Regions from separate parts of the Homo sapiens genome. Here region 1 is linked to region 2. A link is a loop called in an ENCODE intact Hi-C map of the cell type or tissue named here. Cell type or tissue: psoas muscle. All regions are shown on one strand.

Region 1 (8,000 bases), 350 kb before region 2:
CACATACTCAGCAATTCCACAAGTAAACCCAAAATCTGATAGATCATTTCTCTCAGTCATTGATTGAAAAGTGCTATTTTAGCAGATTTCTGGCAGGAGACTATGTCCAAGGCTTTTCCCCATCCTTCTATTGTCCCATCTAACCATTGCTCATGTGGTCACAGCTGCATAAGGTCCACAGCTTACCTTAATCATGGCAACAAATGGCATGACTTTCTTCATGTATTTCTTCAGTTCTGGCATACTGCCTAGTTCACTAGCAATGACTTTGTTGTCAGGCAGTTTTCCGTTATTGGCCTAAGAAAAGGAAGGAGGGAGAGTAATGTAGAAAAAAAAGTCTCAAGAATAAGGCAGAACAGTAGATGTGACCAGGCATAGAATGGTGGCCTCTATCAATCCTTAGAGAACAGCAGAAAAGTGTCCAGCCCTAGCATCACGGGGAAGTGAAAGCTCAATGAACAATGCAGAAGGAACTCTCCTATTCTCTATAAATTAACAACACATACTTTTTAGTTTAGAAGAGAAAAAGAAGTGATTTGTGTTGAATATTTCTCCTGTTCAGAAACTAAATGGTCTCATAAAAACTTGTTTTCAAATTTCTAAAAGCATTTTATTAGTCATATTAAAATAAAAAATTACACAACTATCATACAAGTTTATATAATGTCTGCTTTTGGACACTTGGAAGAAACTGTTACCACAATTGTGAAAAGAATCCCTAGCTACTGACCTGTTAAAAACAGAATCATTTCTATCTACTCAAAAATAAATGTCCATATCATATATCACTGATGAGTACAATCCAAGTGTGCTTTAAATGAATCTAAATTCATTTCTTTCTACAAATATTAACGGTCCCCTCAATAGAGTGAGAAATAAAGCAACTGGTCTTTTCAAAGTTTTGGGCAACTTGTTTTCTCTTTATTGTAAAAGAAGGGTTGGGAATGAATCTAAATGAAAAGGAACATATAATACAATTTCAAATAATCTATTTTCAATTCTAACTTTTACTAAAGTACATGGGAAAAAAATATTCTACTTGTTAATATATTCCTCTGAAACACACGAAAAAGAAAAAGGGTGGGAAACACTCCTTTGCCTTATGTCACCAAAATGGTGCCACATTCAACATAAGAACACTCTTCGTGATTATAAATGAACATTCTTTTCATTCCTGTGGATGAAAACATACAAAAATCTAAAAGACAGCTGCTAATGCCAAAAGATACCACTGTTTTCAATTATCTAGCAAATGAATAGTAAGTAAAAAAACAACTTCAAAAAGAACAGAGGTGATGCATTTTTTAATACCTAAGACATTACATATTATATTTGGGTTCTTCCACTGCTTCCTTGAAATTGCTGGTATGAATATATAATCCACTGAGGTAGTTTCACTTTTGTGCCAACCAAAGTAGCTTTTATCTTTTATTTACCTTAATTCAAAATCTGCAAGCAGATTCTAAAGGCCACCTTCTATTTCTATCATATATACTCAAAGGTGGAAATAGTTCTCCACAAAAATAGACTCACAAGAAATACAAAAACATTTGCTCTTCTCTATCAAATTTTACATATGTAAAAGCAGCTTTTCTTAGCATTTCTTAATTAACTATGAAAAGTGTTGAGGCAAAATTCCAATAATGGTCTAGAATATCAAAGCTAAGAATTTTTCCTTTACGTTTCTTCTTTACATTTTGACCACAATCCGTATTTTGTCTCTCTTTTTAAAGTGCACCTTAGTGGTCTGCATCTAGCAATAACTGTTTTAATAACCTAAGCAAAAAAGCCAAAGTTCATAAACATACTTTGTTTCTACATTTTGAATGCAGAGGAAAAATACATTTTTTTCTTTCAGGAAAACTTAGATCTAAGTTATTGAGTTCCCTTTAAGTGGATTTATCATTACCTGGCACAGCCAAAAATGTCTTCAAGCTCTACATTTCTATAGGTAATTATCAAACCAAACAACATTTAAAGTACTCAAGAACAAAGCTTCACTTTTTTCCAAACAATAAACAAGGTTACGATTTGAAATAATTTAATGAATGAATATAATGAATGAATAAATTTAATGAATGACTCCCACTGCTCAAGTTACAACAAATTCCAAAGGCAAACTCTGTCCTTTTATTTCATCATTTCAACTACACATATGAAAACCCCCAATTCTTTTGATTACATTCAACTAGATCCAATGTATTTTTGTATAAATTTTTCAGAAATGAGAGGAAAACAGCAGCTTTTCCCTCAGCATCCATTTAAGAGCCACCAAGAATAACAAAAGGATGCTGTCTGCCTAGAGGGAATGAAACAAAGCTGCCTATCTTTCTTCTCCCAGACATTGCCAACATCCTAAAAACAAAAACAACATAGGGAGCATACAACACCATCAGGGGGGAAAAGTCTACTGAGAGCATCACCTCAAAGTGTTTACGTAGAACAGACAGGGTGGTATGTTGCCAAGGTGGATAGTTCTTTGCCACATAGATGGTGCAATGTGAGGGCTTCTGCAGGGGTTGTTTGTCAGTCTTCTAGACGGTAAAAGAAAGGAAAAACATTCAATAGCTTTTATATAAACCAAAAATGAGAAGAACCCTCCCCCAACATACACCACCACGGTCTTCACCATTAATGAAAATCTTTTTAACTTTCATTATTGTTAAATGTTATCTGATCAATAACTTTTAAGGAATAATCCTTTAAAAAAAAAAACAAAAAAACTTTACCTTCCCTTTAGCTGGCATCATATAGTTCTTGAGTCGTAGTCTAAGGTCATGTGTTACTTCCATAAGATACTGTGAGGAGTGTATTAAAACTTCATTAACAGGACCTGCCACAGGCCATGAAGCATTCATAATTGAGTCAGGCTTTTAAAAAAAGAAAAACAAAAAAACCTTCAGTGAGATTAGACAATATAACTATTTTACGGTTCTTGATTATAGTTTCATACCAAGGATACCATCTGTAATTGTGTGCTCAGAGTTCAAACTTGACTACACATAACACACTTGCACAGCCCCTGATCTAATGTTCCCTAGAATTCAAGCTGTGAAGTCTGACTCTACATTCTTAATTAGCATCCATTTGTACAAGCATATTAATACCCACACACATATGCTCACTTTCAAAGAAAATTATGTAATGCTAATTTGCCTAAATTTAATCATTATTATATAAATTATGCATACACTCAGTTTTTATCCTGCTAATACATCCAGTATTCAAGTACGGTTATTTGGTATATAGATCATGAGCACATTTCTGTATTGTTCATGCATTTAAAAATACAAAAGAGCCTAGCTAATATGGCTGGAAAGGAGTTATTAAACCAGCCAATCTATTTATCTGTAAGCCTGGGAGAAATAACTGAATTTATATTCATAGTAAGAATGCTACTATCCCTGAATATTAAGTCCTATATATGCCAGAAGTTTTATATAAAACAAGAATACTTACACAAATATACACAAATATACACCTATATCTTTGTTTTTAAGCAGCTCATAACAATTGTTTATATCTTTCTCAATATTTTCACCTTTTAAAAATATGTATGCACTGTTGTGTATATAAATAAGGGCACATATATCCATCTGAATAGGAGATAGCTCTGGTTTAACCCGTCATAATTATGATGCTGAATCCAGCATTACTCTTGAATTACTCACTTTCAGACTTTCTCTCTTAAGTAACAATATTAGCACAACACTTATTTAATGAAGCCAAAATCAAAACCACTCGAAACATTTTAAATGCATGAAGGTACCTTTCCCAGGAGTGTCCAGATGTGCTCACACAAATGTGGACAGAATGGAGCGAGGAGAAGTGTCTGAACTTCAATAAACCGGAACACAAGTTCTCTGTGCATCCCTTCCACAGCCAATTCACGGTACTTATCTTTTGCGGCCTATAAAATTTGAAATTATTTACCATTTCCCTCACCTTCTTTAAAATAAAAATAAAGGGAAAAATTGCAGTATCTTGGTTTTAACACATTTTTAAGTTTCTAGTCTTTTAAAAATCCATAACAAATTACTGTAAAGGTTTTACTTTAAGAATCTGCAAGTATTTATCTTTGTCCAAAGTATATGGCAGTTTTATACTAATAATTCTCAAAAAAAGAATTTTTTTACAGACAGTTTGTAACTGAGACATAAAAGTTGAACAACTTTAACTGTATATTAAGGGTGACTGCTCTTAGCAGCATATAGGATATTAAATATAAAAAAAGACTATAAATACAACACATTGCTATGCCCAGCCATTTATCCTTATTTAACCACAACTCTGAAAACCAAGTTATATAAAACTCAATGTGATATTTTACACAGCTCATTGCGTAAAGCTACATTTTTACTTTAAGCACTTTAAATGCCAAACTTGAGGAAATACTGACACCTTGTGGAAAACCTCAGAAAACGCTTGCTCTCAAATTAATGGCAATTAATTACAATTTTGCCTTTGTTTTTATCAATTTTGAAATGTTTTCCTGGAAAGTATAGCTGAATTTTAGATTTAATCTCCTTTATATTAATGCTCATAGCTTAACTAGGAGCAGAATTATTAAATTAAATGGACACAATAGAAAAAATACCAAAGATAATAACTTAAAATCACAATTTATTGAAGAATTTAAAATTTTTCTGGCAGGATTTTCAGTCTACACTTTAGGCGAGTAATTGTGCTATAGCAGGAAGAAAAAAGGGGGAAAATACATAATGTTCACATTGACATGTTTTATAGCTACCAAAAGAATCAACAGCCTACCTGAAACTCAAAAAACCCTGTTTTCAAAGCTTCTTTAAACATCATCTTTTCATAGTTTTGATCTGTTTTTATAATTCCTGCATTCAATTCACTATTGAATACGGGGAAAAAAAGGTTATTGAGTTTAAAGGCACTTATACATAGCTATAAAAAACTGCTGCATACACAAATTTAAAATACTGCTTTTTAATATACAAATTTGAAATACTGCTCATTTAAGCAGTAAAATGAGAACAATGCCCAGAACATTTAAAACTGCTCAACACAACACCATCTTTGCGTTCCTTAAAACAAATTACTGCAATCTCTCTATTGTCTATCCATCCTTAAGTACTGTCATCTGACACTGCTTAGGGCTCCTGTTTATGACAATAAATGATGCTTCTTCAGAAATTTCCTGATGGACACTTTATTCTTATAAAGCCCAAAATGCAACATGAAAATAGCCTAACTAAGGTTGTAGCCAAGTTTTTTTTTTTTTTTTTTTTTTTTTTTGAGACAGGGTCTCTGTCACCTAGGCTAGAATGCAGTGGTATGATCACAACTCACTGCAGCCTCAAACTCCTAGGCTCAAAGAATCTTCTCACCTCAGCCTCCCAAGTACTAGGACTACAGGCGCAAGCCACCACACCCAGCTAATTTTTTTTTTTTTTGTAGAGACAGGATCTCACTTTGTTGCCCTGGCTGGTCTCAAACTCCTGGGCTCAAGCAATCCTCCCACCTCAGCCTTTCAAAGTGCCTGGTTTACAGGCGTGAGCCACAGTGCCTGGCCATAGCCAGGTTTTAATTATTGCATTTACAATAACTAATACTGGATATCAGAAAAAAATTTTCTCATACCAATCCAGGTTCTTCTTAATTTGGCCTAATCTGGCCCCAACCTGTTTCATTTCCTACCTCTGCCCACAAGATAATGTACTTCAAATAAATATCAGACCCTTTCCATGGCTTATCCACACTTTCTCCTCTCCCTGAAAACATTGTTTATTTTTCAAGAAACCCAGAATTTGGCCGGGCGTGGTGGCTCACGCCTGTAATCCCAGCACTTTGGGAGACTGAGGCAGGTGGATCACAAGGTCATGAGTTCGAGACCAGCCTGGCCAACACAGTGAAACCCCATCTCTACTAAAAATACAAAAAATTGGCCAGACGTGGTGGCAGGCACCTGTAATCCCAGCTAGTAGGGAGGCTGGGGCAGAAGAATAGCTTGAACCTGGCAGAGGCTGCAGTGAGCTGAGATTGTGCCATTGCACTCCAGCCTGAGTGACAGTGCGAGACTCTGTCTCAGGAAAAAAAAAAAAGAAACCCAGAAGTCACATGACATCTCTGAATTCTCCTTGTCTCTATTATTGTGCTTAGAAACTGGGTGTTTGTCTCTCTTGCTAGACAATAAGGATCAGGTCTCATTCATCTTTATAATACCAGTGCGTAGGATGACTCCAAAGATATTTATCCTTTTCTTTTAATCTACTTTTCCTTTAACCATTTTGCCCTACTCGAAAACAAGACAACATGGTAAAATGGTTATGAGAACAGACTTTCAAGACAGACAGAAGCAAGTTCATATCCCAAGTTTGCAACTACTAGCTTTAAGGCATTTAAGGAAATACTTAATTGTTCTAAGCTTCAGTTTCTTTATTTATAAAATAGAGCTAATAATATCTGTATTAAATAAGGTTGCTTTGAGGTTAAAGTCAGATAATGGACACAAAATACTTAGCATAGTACCCGGCACAAGTAAGCCTTCAATGAACACTAGCTATTATTATCATTAGTTTATTTTATTAAAAAAAAAAAAGAAAAGAAAAGAAAAAGAAAACAAAAATGCACCAGGACTAAGTAACTCTAAAACACAAAATGATTGGGATCTACAGATTACCTGGCAAAAACTCTATCATTGAAAGTGCTGGCAGGACCACTTCTTAGGCTGTCCCAGTTGGCAACCATTTCTTTCACCCACTCTACCCAGGTGTACAGACGGAGAATACCTGCATCTGCCATGGCTTCCACAAAGTTGGCATCTTCTACAGTGTCACCAGCATCAGCCAGAGCCAAACGCATTCCTGGAAGAAGAAAAAAAAATTCAATGCATTAAAAATATGGTTACTGAGTATCAACTGTGTCCTATGTGTCCAGTTGGATACCTTGCAAAGCCCATATATAAATTAACAAATGCTTTAAAGGACTGTCCTGGATCAACAACAAAAATTAAAATCACCAAAAAGTAGCATCCCTAACCGTGATGTTAAAATATTCGAACCATCCATATTGATTTGCATCCACTAAGCACCAATATGTGTTTCTTCTCAGGCATGTTGAGTTAATGAGATAAAGTGATCTTTAATGAGGCAGAGATAGAAAATGATAAAGTGGGGATAAAGACACACCTTTCATTGTGGTTTTCTTATCAACATTTCAGCCTCATTTAGAGGTAGCAAAATACATTTTAATACATGAGAATACACACTGGTGCCTTATGTGTACAAATGCATATGAATTTTTCTCAGTTTTGAAACTAGGTTCTTACAAGTTTATCACTAATAAAACTTTACTTTTTCAATTCTCATCTCTCAGTACTACCAAAATCTTCCATTCTAAAATATTGAAAAAAAGAACCTAAATGTCCATCAATTAAACTGTAGGATATCCCTACAATGGAACACTATAGGGTTGCAAAAAAAAAAAAAAAAAAAAGAGGGAACTCATTATGTAGTTATTTCCGTCTTTAGCTTTGGTGTCCAATCAAAGCATTCAGGTTCTGCACTTTGCCTTTTCCACTTAACAGTTCATATTTGTATACTAACCCATACATACACATATCTATGTTTTTTGTTTGTTTGTTTGAGATGGAGTTTCGCTCTTGTTGCCCAAGATAGAATGCAATGGCGCGATCTCGGCTCAGTGCAACCTCCGCCTCTTGGATTCAAGCAATTCTACTGCCTCAGCCTCCTGAGTAGCTGGGATTACAGGCATGCGCCACCACGCCCGGCTAATTTTGTACTTTTAATAGAGACAGGGTTTCTCCATGTTGGTCAGGCTGGTCTGAAACTCCCGATCTCAGGTAAACTGCCCACCTCAGCCTCCCAAAGTGCTGGGATTACAAGTGTGAGCCACCACACCCAGCTGTTTAGTTTTATATCTACATATCTATACACAAAATAAAAATCATGAGCTCATACTTTTATCACCAAATCCAATCTGACCCCATAGGGCTCATTCTAGCATTTTCT
Region 2 (8,000 bases):
TGTCAAATATGTTTTTATCTACTGAATATTTTGGCCTTTGTTGTATTTGAGTTATTCAAAACTGAAGTTCAATTACTACAAGTGTCTTCCTAGTACTACTCTCCATTAATGTGTATTCTTCATAATTATAGACATGACCACTGTGAGATCCTGAATCTACTTTTTGTTTAAAATATTTTAAATTTGTTTTTGCATGTTTACTCACTATGCGATTACATTTATAGAATTGTGTAAAATTATGTCTTTCAATCTAAGTATGGCATACCTCATTTTATAGTGCTCCACTATCTTGTGCTTCATAGATACTGTGTTTTTAAAAATTGAAAGTTTTGTGGCAACCCTGTATCTAACATGCCTCTTGGTTTCATTTTTTCAACAGCATGTGCTCATTTTGTGTTTCGGTGTTACATTTTGGTAATTCTTGGGATATTTCAAACTTTTTCATTATTTTTATATCTGTTACAGTGATCTGCGATCAGTGATCTTTTATGTTACTGTTGTAATTGTTTTGGGGTGCCACAAACCACACCCATGTAAGATGGTGAACCTAATTGATAAACGTGTGTGATCTAACTGTTCCACCGACCGGCTGTTCCCCATCTCTCTTCCTCTCCTCGGGTGTCCATTTTCCCTGAGACACAACAATATTGAAATTAGGCCAATTAGTAGCCCTATAATGCCCTCAAAGTGTTCAAGTGAAAGGAAGAGTCACATACCTCTCACTTTGTGTGTGTGTGTGTGTGTGTGTGTGTTTTGAGACGGAGTCTTGCTCTGTCGCCCAGGCTGGAGTGCAGTGGTGCGATCTTGGTTCACTGCAACTTCCGCCTCCTGGGTTCAAGCGATTCTTCTGTCTCAGCTTCCCAAATAGCTGGGATTATAGTTACACGCCACCACGCCTGGCTAATTTTTTGCATTTTTAGTAGAGATGGGGTTTCACCGTATTAGCCAGGATGGTCTCGATCTCCTGACCTCGTGATCCGCCCACCTTGGCCTCCCAAAGTGCTGGGATTACAGGCATGAGCCACCATGCCCAGCTACATACCTCTCACTTTAAGTCAAAAACTAAACATGATTAAGCTTAGTAAGGAAGGCATGTCAAAAGCCGAGATAGGCTGAAAGCTAGGCCTTTTGGGCTAAATAGCCAAGTTGTGAATGCAAAAGAAGGAAATGAAAAGTGCTATTCATGTGAACATAAGAATGATAAGAACCTTATTCCTGATAATGGAGAAAGTTTGAGTGGTCTGGATAGATGATCAAACCAGCTACAACATTTCATTAAGCCAAAACCTAATCCACAAGAGATGCCCTACCTGCCCTCAGTTCTGTGAAGGCTGAGAGTGGTGAGAAAGCTGCAGAAGAAGAGTTGGAAGCTAGTAGAGGTTGGTACATGAGATTTAAGTAAGAAGCCATCTCCATAACATAAGTGCAAGAGGAAGCAGCACGTGCTGATGTAGAAGCTGTAGCAAGTTATCCAGAAGATCAAGTTAAGGTTATCGATGAGGGCAATTACACTAAACAAGAGATTTTCAGTGTAGACGAAACAGCCTTCTATTGGGAGAACATGCCATCCCAGGACTTTGATAGCTAGAGAGAAGTCACCGCTTGGCTTCAAAGGATGGGCTGACTCTCACCATCTCTCTGGTGACTTTAAGTTGAAGCCACTGCTCATTTACCATTTTGAAAATCCTAGGGCCCTTGAGAATGACGTTAAATCTACTCTGCTTGTGCTTTATAAATGGAACAGCAGAGCCTGGATAACAGCATATCTGTTGATAGCATGGTTTACTGAGTTAAGCCCACTGTTGAGACTTACTGCTCAGAAAGAAGTTTGTTTTTTTCCTCAAAATATTGCTGTTCATTGACAAAGCACCTCTTCACCCAAGAGCTGTGATGGAAATGTACAAGGAGATGAATGGTGTTTTCATGCCGCTAACAACATCCAGTCTGCAGCCCATGGATCAAGGAGTCATTTTGACTTTCAAGTCTTATTACTGAAAGTAATAAGGCTATAGCTGCCATAGATTGTGATTCCTCTGGTGGATCTGGCTATAGCTGCCATAGATTGTGATTTCATCAGGCTATAGCTGCCGTAGATTGTGATTCCTCTGGTGGATCTGGGCAAAGTCAATAGAACACCTTCTGTAAACAATTCACCATTGTAGATGCCATTAAGAACACTGGTGATTCATGGGAGGAGGTCCAGATATTAACATTAACAGGAGTTTGGAGGAAGTTGATACCAACTCTCATGGATGATTTTGAGGAACTGAAGACTTCAGTGAAGGAAGTCACTGCAGATGTGATGGAAATAGCAAGAGAACTAGTATTAGAAATGAGCCTGAAGATGAGCCAGAATTGCTGCAATTTTATGAGAAAACTGTAATGGGTCAGGAGTTGCTTCTTATGTATGAGCAAAGAAAGTGAATTCTTCAGATAGAATCTACTGGTGAAGATGCCATGAACATTGTTGAAATAATAAGGGATTTAGAATATTACATAAACTTGGTGGATAAAGCAGCAGCAGGGCTTCCATTTTGATTGATGCCAAACTTTAAGGAAGCTGTACTGTAGGTAAAATGCTATCAAACAGCATTGCATGCTACAGAGAAATCTTTTGCGAAAGGGGGAGTCAATTGATATAGAAAACTTCATATTTGTCTTATTTTAAGAAATTGCCACAGCTACCCCAGTCATCAGCAACCACCAGCCTCATGAGTGTTCAGCCATCAAGAGATTGAGGCAAGACCCTCCACCAGCAAAAACATTATGATGCCCTGAAAGCTCAGATGATAGCATTTTTTTAGCAATAAAGTATTTTTAAATTATAGTATGTACATTGGTTCTTTTGGACATAATGTTGCACACTAAATAGACTACAGCATGATGTAAATATAACTTTTGTATATGGTGGGATACAAAAATTTTGAGATTTACTTTATTGCAATATTTGCTGTATTTTGTTGGTCTGGAGCTGAACCCACAATATCCGAGGTACGCCTGTCTACTTCTTTTTTTCTCTTATCTTGTTTTTCCCTTTTCTTCCTTTTGCCACATCTGTGCTTCATTTCCTGTTCCTGCTCCAACTTATTTAATCTATATACAATCCACACATTGCAATGATTTGGCTTGTTTCTGAAGTCTTGTAATCTATAGGTTCCCTTCTGACTTCTTTTCCTTGTTTTTGTTATTGAAGAAATAAATGTTTTTCCTATAGTGTTCCCAAGTCTGGATTTGTCCCCATGGTACTGTCTAATAGGATCCTCCATTCCTGAATTTCCTACAGACAGGCAAGCAGGTCTAGAAGTGTGATCAGATTCGGATTTAATCTTTTTGGCAAGCCTAGTTCATAAGTGATGATTATTATTGTGTAGATCAGATGTTTTCAACTAGGAGTAATTTTGCCCCTAGTGGACGTTTGGCAATGCCTGGAGACAATTTTTGGTTGTCAAAACTTGGAGGGTGTTAGTGGCATCTAGCAGATAGATGCTAGGGATGCTCTAAACATCCTATTATGCACTGGACTGCTCCCAACAAGAATTACTTACCTAGCCCAATATGTCAGCAGTGTAAGATTGAAAAACTCTGGCCAAGATTGATTAAATCATTAACCCGATTAAATCATTAACCCATTTATGCTGAAGGTTGCAAATTTTTTTTGTGAAAAATCAGACCTTGGCAATGACCTTGAGCAGTAGGATATAAATCCCACAAGCTTAGCGTTCCAATAATGGAACACTAGGCATAACTGTGTTAAGGGTTGAAAGTAGTGGTAATGTATTTCTTTTATTCCCTTTTCATTAACTGGGATGCTTATAGAGAGATACTTCCCCTTATCACCATTGGTCACTTAGAGGTACAAATTGTATAGGAAGGGAAGGGCTTAGCAGTTTTCAGAATAGTGAGTTGGTTTGAGTATTATTCATAGGTTTAAATATATTTTCTATGTTTTTAATCTATTGCAGTTTTTATCCTTATTGATGTTTAAAATTGTCTCATCTTTGGTCAGGAGAAGCCTCTTGCGCTAACTTTTTAGGTTTTTTTTTGTTAAAATCCTCTGTAGCTTCCCTGCTTTCTGCTGTGACAAGATGTTCTAGGCTTATCTTGTATATATTTCCTGTCTCAGACCTAGACTGAGCCATTTCTGCAGGGGGCTCTTGGCACTTTTGTGGGAAGTGGATAGTTTGCAACTGAATTAGTCATTATTTTTAGACTTCTTTGGCAGACCCAGCTGGAAGATATACACATTCAAAGATACAGCATGAGTTGATACCATTACTTGCCATTTAGATCTACCTGAAGATTTTTATTGAACCTCATCATCTATCTTCAGTATCTCATTTCTTGCTGAAAATACTGTTTCTCAATGATAGTGACCTAATTACTCATTTGCTTTTCTCAGACATGTCACTGAGTAACAATACCAAAACTATCACTAACAATATAATTACTGAAGATAGTTTTTGTTGTTGCTCTAGGAATGTATAATCAAATTACTGTGTTTTAAAGGCACTTGGAATAGTTGTTTTCTGTATAATTTCTATATAATTATTCCACTGACTGTTACACAGGCTCATTTAAAAAAAATAATTATGGAAAATATTTACTTGGTTTCAAAGTTATAAAAACAGTCTGTATTCCAAGAATATATTCCTGGGTTGTGGTTTCTCTGTTTGAGTATTGTACATGAAAAGCTAGTAACCAACTCCAAACCCCCTCAATTTGGAGCTTCGTGGTCCTCATTAATTTTCGGACTTGGGGGTCCGTCCCCACCTCCTCTGTTCTTCAGATGAGATAGTTAATTATTGATTTTTTATTTTATTTTTTTGTGACAGGGTCTTGCTCTGTCACCCAGGCTGGAGTACAGTGGCACGATCATAGCTCACTGCCCCAGCCTCCTGCCTCCTGGGTAGGTGGGACTACAGGTGCATGCCATCACGCCTGGATAATTTAAAATTTTTTATTTTTTGTAGAGATGGAGGGTCTCACTTTGTTTCCCAGGCAGGTTTCAAACTGCTGGCTTCGAGTGATCCTCGCACCTCAGCATCTCAAAGTGCAGGTGTGAGAAGTACGGGCGTGAGCCACCATGCCCAGCTGATCCATCTTCTAATTCACTGATTGTTTCCTGGCGTCTCCATTCTGTCTTGAGCCAATCCAGTGAAATTTAATTTCAGTTATTTTTAATTTCTAAATTTTCCTTTTGGTTTTTTTTTTGTAGTTTATATTTCATTACTGAACTCTTTTCATTTATTTTAAGTGTGTTTTTCTTTATCTCAGGGAGGTATAGTTATTGTTGCTTCAAAGTTTTTTACTATCTTAACATAGGAGGCTTAGTCTGATCATTTCAACTTGTAAGTTACCTTGGACTTGACAACTGTTGATTAATTTGATGATCAGGTCATATAGACTTAGTTTCTGTTGGGGTTTTAGCTGCCATGCTACTGCAACCATGCCACTCTGCAACCAGAGATCACCCTCAGGGCAGAGCTACGAGGTGGGTGAAATGGGAGATTTACTCCCTTGCAGTTGTTTCTCTAAATTTTGGCTGTCCTCCGTATTGCTTTCTGTTTATTCATTAAGACTATACTATACAGAGTCTGAATGTAGTTGTGGTTTTTTTTTTCCTTTGAGTTTTCTAACTGTAATTAACAGGACCAATGGCTTGTAGTGCTTGTAGTGGGCTGCAGTGTATGATGCCCTAGTGCAATTGGTACTTTACTTTTTTTTTTTTTTTTTTTTTTTGAGACTGGGTCTCACTTTATTGCTCAGGCTGGAGTGCAGTGGTGCGATCACAACTTACTGCAGCCTTGACCTCCCGGGCTCAGGTGATCCTCCCACCTCAGCCCTGAGTAGCTGGGTCTACAAGCTCGTGCAATCACATCCAGCTAATTTTTTTAATTAATATTTTTTGTAGAGATGGCCTTTCACCATGTTGCCCAGGCTGGTCTCAAACTCCTGAGCTCAAGTGATCCTCCTGCTTTGGCCTCCCAAAGTGTTAGAATTACAGGCCTGAGCCACCGTGCTGGGCCTTCCCTTTACTTTTTATTTTAGATATAATTAGATCTTAAAGTCTTCATAGAAGGTTGCATTTCAGTATGTAGTTTTGGTTTGTTAAGAAATATTAAGAACTATAGTAGCTAGGATGCTATGTCTGTTCTTTAGCTTTAGAACTGCTTAATAGCATTATTGTTGCCATTAAACTCATTCTTTCTGATAGTTTAAAATTTAGTACTCTCAAATTGAGTGTGCCAAACCAAATTCCTAAGCATTTTAATCTCTGATCACAAATTGCTTTGCATTTCTTGGTTTTCTCAGTTAATATGTTGATCTGTTATTTTTGCTTGAGTCATTCAGTTATCTTGTAAAAACCATGTTTGGTTCTCTGTAAATAACTATTGGTAATAAGAACATGTCGTTCTTCAGTACCCTCATCTCCCTACTTGTAACAGGCTGAAAGAAGTCCTAGCTGTAAAATATGTTCTGTAACATAAGAGAATGATATTTTGCATCAATTCTTAGGTGTGTCGTTTGGACTGGTGATGAGCGGGTCTTCTTTTATAATCCCACCACTCGTCTTTCTATGTGGGACCGACCTGATGATCTGATTGGCAGGGCAGATGTTGACAAAATTATTCAGGAGCCCCCTCATAAAAAAGGAATGGAGGAATTGAAGAAACTAAGTAAGTTTTAAATTAGGAATTTATCCACTGATTTTAACATTCTTTTCATATTTTGATAGAAAATGTGGAAGGCATTTAGAAACCCTTTATTTTTCAAAGAATATAAGAAGCATTCGAAAAAAATAGACTGCTATCCTAGTTTGAATGAAATAATAGAGATTAAAAATATGGAGAGAATTTGGATAAGATTGTGCTTTGTAAAATATGTGTGTCTTTAATTTATTGTCCTACTCAAGATTTTCAGTTAGTCCAAGATATGGTTGGTAGTGTTGCTGCTTGCTTAGTGCTTATCAATACTACTAAAATGCTCCTCGGTGGGCCTTTTAGCACCTTTTGTGACTAGTAATATATTTCTTGAAATAATACATTACAAATTTTTTAAAAATACAAAATCTCAATCTTTTGAATTAGATGGTAAGCTCCTTATATTCCTGAGACTAGACACCTAAACCTTACTAAGAGATTATCTTTTAATCTATCTCATATTCAGAGGGCATACTAATATATTGAGTACAGATATTTGTACGTAATTTTTGTTGTGTATTTCTTATTGGTAATTTGCCCTTGTGTTGATATGATTGTGTTTTTATAGAACTGTGGCCCGCAAGTGGTATAGAAGCAAGATAAATGAATTATTTAATGCTTCTAATGAAATAAATCCTAGTGTGTATCATTTATAGTCATTGAGACATTTTCATGCATTATATATATGCTGAATTATAAGTAATTTCTGAGTCAGTGCCGCTTTGCCTATCTAGTGCTGAAGGTACTAGGCTCACCTTCAGCAATACTTGTTTTATAGGTATGATAATAATACTTTATAACTATGGTATTGAATGATGTTGAAACAATATGTGATTTTCTTTTGTTTTTCGTGAATTTGTTTTTAAATATTTGATTCATTCATTTGATAAATACATTAACGTGCATTGTTAAAAGGTACTGTAAATCCTGAATCAAGAAAGCTTTATTTTATATATTTGTAAATTTAAGGTTTGGGCAAGAAACATTTCAAAATGAATTAAATTTAATGTAAAGGGAGGATAAATAGAGGAAGTGTAGAATTATGCTTTGTTTAATGTTTTATAAAGGGATGAATATTAAGAGGTGAATATATTATGTAAACAGTAATTTTTAAAAAGAAAAGTTTGTGAAATATATGCAAATGACTTTGTAACAATATTTGAAATGTTTTTGCCAGGGCACCCAACTCCGACAATGCTGTCGATCCAAAAGTGGCAATTCTCTATGAGTGCAAGTGAGTGAACTAACCATAAATTGCAGCTTCTTTTTAATACTATTAAAGCAAGTGTTCTGGTAGTG

Evidence for each region. Hi-C counts contacts between places; a loop is a spot of excess contacts. Peaks named below come from ENCODE experiments on the same cell type or tissue, not always from the same donor. Only the 100,000 strongest peaks of a DNase experiment are listed, where the experiment ranks them.
Region 1: it touches region 2 in a loop (2.6-fold over the local background); 2 of 110 quality-filtered maps call a loop at or near these places.

Annotation. Positions count from the first base shown.
Region 1 is chr5:146,126,249-146,134,248 of GRCh38, forward strand. LARS1 (leucyl-tRNA synthetase 1) reads right to left here. Exons shown (of 32, transcript NM_020117.11): 23 at 6,650-6,833; 24 at 4,771-4,861; 25 at 3,770-3,910; 26 at 2,730-2,870; 27 at 2,424-2,534; 28 at 187-297. Among named protein-coding and RNA genes, the nearest start is that of PLAC8L1, 25 kb to the left of the region's middle. RefSeq lists enhancers at 1-32, 6,911-7,080. In psoas muscle, a CTCF peak has its summit at 4,384 (motif pointing left); no DNase peak of the experiment used is centred here.
Region 2 is chr5:146,471,977-146,479,976 of GRCh38, forward strand. It overlaps TCERG1 (transcription elongation regulator 1), which reads left to right. Exons shown (of 23, transcript NM_001382548.1): 10 at 6,517-6,677; 11 at 7,879-7,935. Among named protein-coding and RNA genes, the nearest start is that of TCERG1, 29 kb to the left of the region's middle. In psoas muscle, no CTCF peak of the experiment used is centred here; no DNase peak of the experiment used is centred here.